Regions from separate parts of the Homo sapiens genome. Here region 1 is linked to region 2. The links are chromatin loops, found by intact Hi-C in ENCODE. Cell type or tissue: IMR-90. All regions are shown on one strand.

Region 1 (2,500 bases), 440 kb before region 2:
GGTGGTCAACCTCTGGGCAGAGATGCAGAAGAAGCAGGAATTGAGACTTAAAGGAATCTATAGACAGACTTAGTCTTATGGTGTGTGACTCCACAGGGTCTTTGACCCTGAGTTGAATTTTCTGTGCTGGAGTTAAAGGAGAGGGCAGGGGGCTACTGGTGGAAGGGTCCCGCGAAGGGCAAGAAAGTAAATGAGTGGAGTCTAAGGGTTCAGGCTGAGTGACTTTGGCTCTTTGGGATTAGGCCCAGAGCCAGGACCCCCCTGCACCTTGCCCCCAGGCAAACACTCACTTATTCTTCATGACCCAGCTTGATGGTACCACCCTGCATGAGGCCTTCCCTGACCCTCTGAGTGCTGTCTTCCAGAACCTAGGACAGAACCTTAGTCCATAGAAGGGGACCAGTGCACATGACTGAGGTCATGGGAATGCTACAAAGTGGCAGAAGTAGAGAATAGATTGAGAATCTGTATCTATCGCTAGTTTTCTGGGTTATCTCAGTTAAGGCCCTCAATATCATTGGGCCTCAGTTTCCTCACCTGTAGGCTGGGGATGGGGATCTTGAGCTTTTCTTTCTGGAGTGGTTTTGAGAATGAAGAGAAATAATTCTAGGCCGGGGAAGCACTAGGCATTATTTTTCTGCACTGCTTAAGCTCAGCAATAATATAATAATATATGTTGTACATATAAAATTATTTTTATAGCCAACATTTAATGTGCACTTGCAATGTGCCAGGCTGTCTTCTAAGTGTTTACATATATCATCTCTTATCTACTCCTCACAGCAATTCTACAAAGAAGGCACTATTATTATCTTCATTTACCGATGAGGAAACTGAAGTTTGGAAGGCTTAAGTATCTTGCCAAAAGTCTCAAGGGTAATAGGTGGTGCAGCCAGGATGAATGTCTGGGCAGCTGCCAGGGCCCACATTCTTAGGCGCTACATGGAACTGCGCAGTACATGGAGGCTTGGAGTGGATCAATCAGAAGGGCTTCCTGACGGTCTTGATGATCCCAGGCAAATTACACAACTTCCTTGAGCCTCATGAGATTTAAGTTGAGCACAGAGAAAGATAAGAGCCCTGTGTTGAGCACAGAGATAGATAAAAACGAGTCTCTCTGTTTTCAAAACACACCCTGATAGTGGGGTAGTGGAGGGAGGGGCAGCTTCTAGCCAATGAACCCCATCACCCTTGGTCCCCAGCTTCTCTCCCTGGCCCAGTCCTGAGTCCTGGAACCTCCCCTGCCTTGGGCAAATACCCAAGCACTGAACACAGTGTTTGCCCCAGCAGGGGGTGCCATGGACCTGGGAGTCCATGTCCCAGGTCCATATCCAGGACATCTGAGTGGGCTCTGGGAGTCAGAAAAAGTGGGCTTTATCCCAGCTTCTGTCATTAACAAATCTTGCTGCCGTGGACAAGTCACTCTGGGTACCACTTTCCTCATCTATAAAATACAAATAATTAATGTGAAGTAGTGAAAATAAAGCACAAAGGAGTGATGGGAAAGTATCTCAGAATGCCTTGGACAGAGTGGGGTCCATGGTAAAAGTTCATTACATTATGGTTTTCTTCCCTGTTCACTTGCTTCTGCACAATGCCCTGTTCAGGCCTCACAATAAAACAGCTTTCAGGCTGGGCATGGTGGCTCACACCTGTAATCCCAGCACTTTGGGAGGCTGAGGTGGGTGGATCATCTGAGGTCAGGAGTTTGCGACCAGCCTGGCCAGCATAGTGAAACCTCCCCGTCTCTACTAAAAAAATACAAAAATTAGCTGGGTGTGGTGGCGGGCACCTATAATCCCAGCTGCTAGGGATGCTGAGGCAGGAGAATGGCGTGAACCCGGGAGGTGGAGGTTGCAGTGAGCCAAGATTGCGCCACTGCACTCCAACCTGGGCCACAGAGGGAGACTTTGTCTCCAAAAAAAAAAAAAAAAACCAACAACAACAAAAAACCAGCTTTCATTTATTCATCACTTATGTAAACTCTATATGCATATTATCCCACTTAATTCTCAAAACAACTCTATGATCAGGGAACTGCCTTTGTTACCATACCAGGAAATGGGGGCACAGAAATGTAGGTAGTTGGCCTAAAGTCACAAAACTGATAAGAAGTGGAGACAGGATTTTTGCCCAGGTGTCTGGTCCCAGAGCCCCTGTCTTTCACCATTCTGCTCTCTACCTCCTCGGAGGCGTGGATAGCTTCCGGAGGGACTGTGATGACAAGGGGAGAAGGCAGGTGACCCACAGAGGCTGGAGGGTGCCTGGCCATGGGCTTGGTCTGTCCATGAGCTGCTTGGGTCAGCTCTACCAGCTTCTGTGTGGATGGAGCACTCCCTCCTCTCCAGGCCAGCCCAGCTCCAGGGAAGGCCCAAGGATGGGGACAATATCCCATTCCAGGCCACGGAGCAGTGGTAATGCAGGGTCCAGGTCTGCTCCGGCTCTTGCTCTTGCTCAGAGCTGAATAATCTGGAGCCTTTGAAGAAGGATTTCTGAAAAG
Region 2 (2,500 bases):
AATGGTTAAGATGATAAATTTTGTTGTGTGTATTTTATCCCAATCTAAAAAAGTATCAGTTCCTTCTCTATTAATTTCTATGATGAAACCTCTCAGAGCCCGGAATGGCCCCTTGCATCTAGCATGCATCAATAAATGCGTAAGCGGACGGATGACCAGATCCAGAGTTGGAAGTTACCTTTGGTGAAACCCTCTACCCAGCCTGAATCCTTCCAGGTTGTAGGACACTCACTACCTCTCAAAGCATGTCATTTCTTCTTCATTAGAAAATTCTTCTTCATGCCACCTTTAAGCTGAAATATGACTTCCCTGTAATATTTCCCCTTCCTCGGTGATCATAGCTCTGCCTTCCAGGCCCAGAAAGAACAGGTCAAATTTCTACCTCATCTGACCACCTTCATGCAATAAAAGACAGAGCTCTGTGCACTTGGAGAGTTAAAGCCTCACCCCAAATGCATCTTCCCGGCAGAGAGACAGTCCTTTTGCAGTTAAATCACACTGAAAATCCTCAAGAGGAATATCTGTTTCTGGTTCATTCCAGAGATGCACTAAATGGCAAGAACATGGAGGCAACACATGGACCCGATGGAGTCTCCTTGTGGGAGGGGACTCCCATCTTTGAAGAACAAGAACTATTTATCTAGGAATAGAGAAATCTCTGAGTGAGACACCACCTGTCTTGAAGATGATTCTATGGCAGAGGAAGCCTTGTTTTGGGTCTAAGTCCATAGTATATACGTTACAGCAAAGCAGATTTCAACTCAATTATTTAAAAAAGACTGTAGAACTGCAAGTGCATAAAAACTCATAGAATAGTAGTAACTGTAGGAATCATTACTATTAGGCCCCAGCTTGAACTTCATTGCCCCTTTGAATTCAGGAAATAAATAAGCACATGTACACATACGCACACCCCATATGTCACACCAGGCATTGTGGCGCCATCCATGACTGACACTAAACATTCTAGAAGTATTTCTGTTTTCATGCAGATACACACAGCACAGCTAGTTTCAAAATTAAACCACAATGAAAACTGTCACTACTGACAAGGAACTATGCAAAGACCTTCGGTCTCAGGCCCTTGCTCACTCAGGAGTACCTTGAGACCTGTTTCTTCCTGTTCAGCTGCAGTCACGGTTCTAACCTGGTTCTTCTCACGGCTGGTATCCTCTGACCTTTTATGTCTTGGCAATGACTTCCATGCATTTTGGCAGTGACTGCCTGAATCTCTGATTCAACCCTGATCGCAGCCTCTCGGGCTTTCTCGCTCCTTTAATTCTTTCCGCGGATGGCCACGGCTTTTGCCGCCTGTACCCTTCCTGGAGCAACCCGTGCTTTTGAAAAATGACCATGCCGAAGGGGAACTAACACTCCCAGCCTGGTGCGGGTCTTGTCAATCTGATTTTTAAATGATGGAGGAGGAGGTTTGAGGACAAAGCTCATGGTGGCATTACCACTATCAGGGACGCTGCAAAGATCAAGTGAAAAGGGGAAAAGGCTCTTCTCAATGTGAGCACATTCACAGGCTCTGAGAACAGAGAGGTATTTAAAGTGAACTGGAACAAACCTGCAACATCCGGTGCGTTCTGCCTTCAAAAATAGCTGCCAGTTAGAAAGGGTTATTTACATATTGATTTCATGCTAACTTTGTAATGGAATGTGCTGCCTGCCTGCCTGCCTGAGACCTAACAACTGTCATCATAATTTTTTCTAAAAATACAGTCAGAGAAAAACACTCATTGAACCCTCCACTGGAAAGTAGCTGCAAAAGACCCCCTGATCCCAAACCTGCTTGACAGACCACAGCCAAGGGCAGGGACACTCAACAACTGTAAACGAGGAACATTTCACAGCGGCAGCTGGCCCCTCTCTTCTTCCAACCAGCCAATATTTTTTGTCTTTCTAGAAAACCTGTCTTGTTCAAAGGTAAGAGTGCTGGGGAGTGGGGGGATGCCTCCCTGGAGCAGAGCAGCCTTTGTAGAAACTCCAGCTGGCCTCTCTTCAGAAATAATGGATGGAAAAGGGGCCCGAGTGGCCCACCAGCACCAGCGCTCCACCCTGGGCGCATTTCTGCCACGGTTTCTCCTGGCATCTCTCTACCAAGGATCCCCACTTCTCGCCCCTCCTAATAGCCAGCTTCTAGTGATTCTCACTTGGACTTTTTCCGAACCCATCCCCAACTCACCCCACCCCCACCCCCAGGTTTGTCTCTGTGGATCCCACAGAGCTGAGCCCAGGCAGTTCTGTCGTCGTTCCCCAGTGCAATATTAGCAATTTAAATGCCTCTTTGCCAGGCCTGATGGAGCTGATTCGGTTGTGATCCTGGGCATATGGATGGCATATTTGCTGCGAGCTAGGTGAGACGCGTCCCAGAAGGACCGCTGCCAGCCCCCGCAGCCGCCTTCTCCTGCTCCCGGGAGGCTGGGGCTGGCCGCGGAGCAGCGAAACCGGCCGGATCCAGGGTAACTGCGGCCCACTTTGTTTTCAGCCGGCCCCC

Evidence for each region. Peaks named below come from ENCODE experiments on the same cell type or tissue, not always from the same donor. Only the 100,000 strongest peaks of a DNase experiment are listed, where the experiment ranks them.
Region 1: it touches region 2 in a loop (3.0-fold over the local background); 2 of 110 quality-filtered maps call a loop at or near these places.

The regions. Positions count from the first base shown.
Region 1 is chr1:38,036,560-38,039,059 of GRCh38, forward strand. No RefSeq gene overlaps it. Among named protein-coding and RNA genes, the nearest start is that of POU3F1, 9.0 kb to the right of the region's middle. In IMR-90, a CTCF peak has its summit at 1,280 (motif pointing right); no DNase peak of the experiment used is centred here; H3K27me3 peaks cover 804 bases.
Region 2 is chr1:38,473,896-38,476,395 of GRCh38, forward strand. LINC01685 (long intergenic non-protein coding RNA 1685) reads left to right here and starts at 1,301. Exons shown (of 3, transcript NR_146761.1): 1 at 1,301-1,929; 2 at 2,298-2,360; 3 at 2,492-2,500. The region is part of intron 2 of LOC105378657 (a long non-coding RNA gene); the gene reads right to left. RefSeq lists enhancers at 650-709, 740-849, 1,130-1,309. In IMR-90, no CTCF peak of the experiment used is centred here; no DNase peak of the experiment used is centred here; H3K27me3 peaks cover 1,269 bases.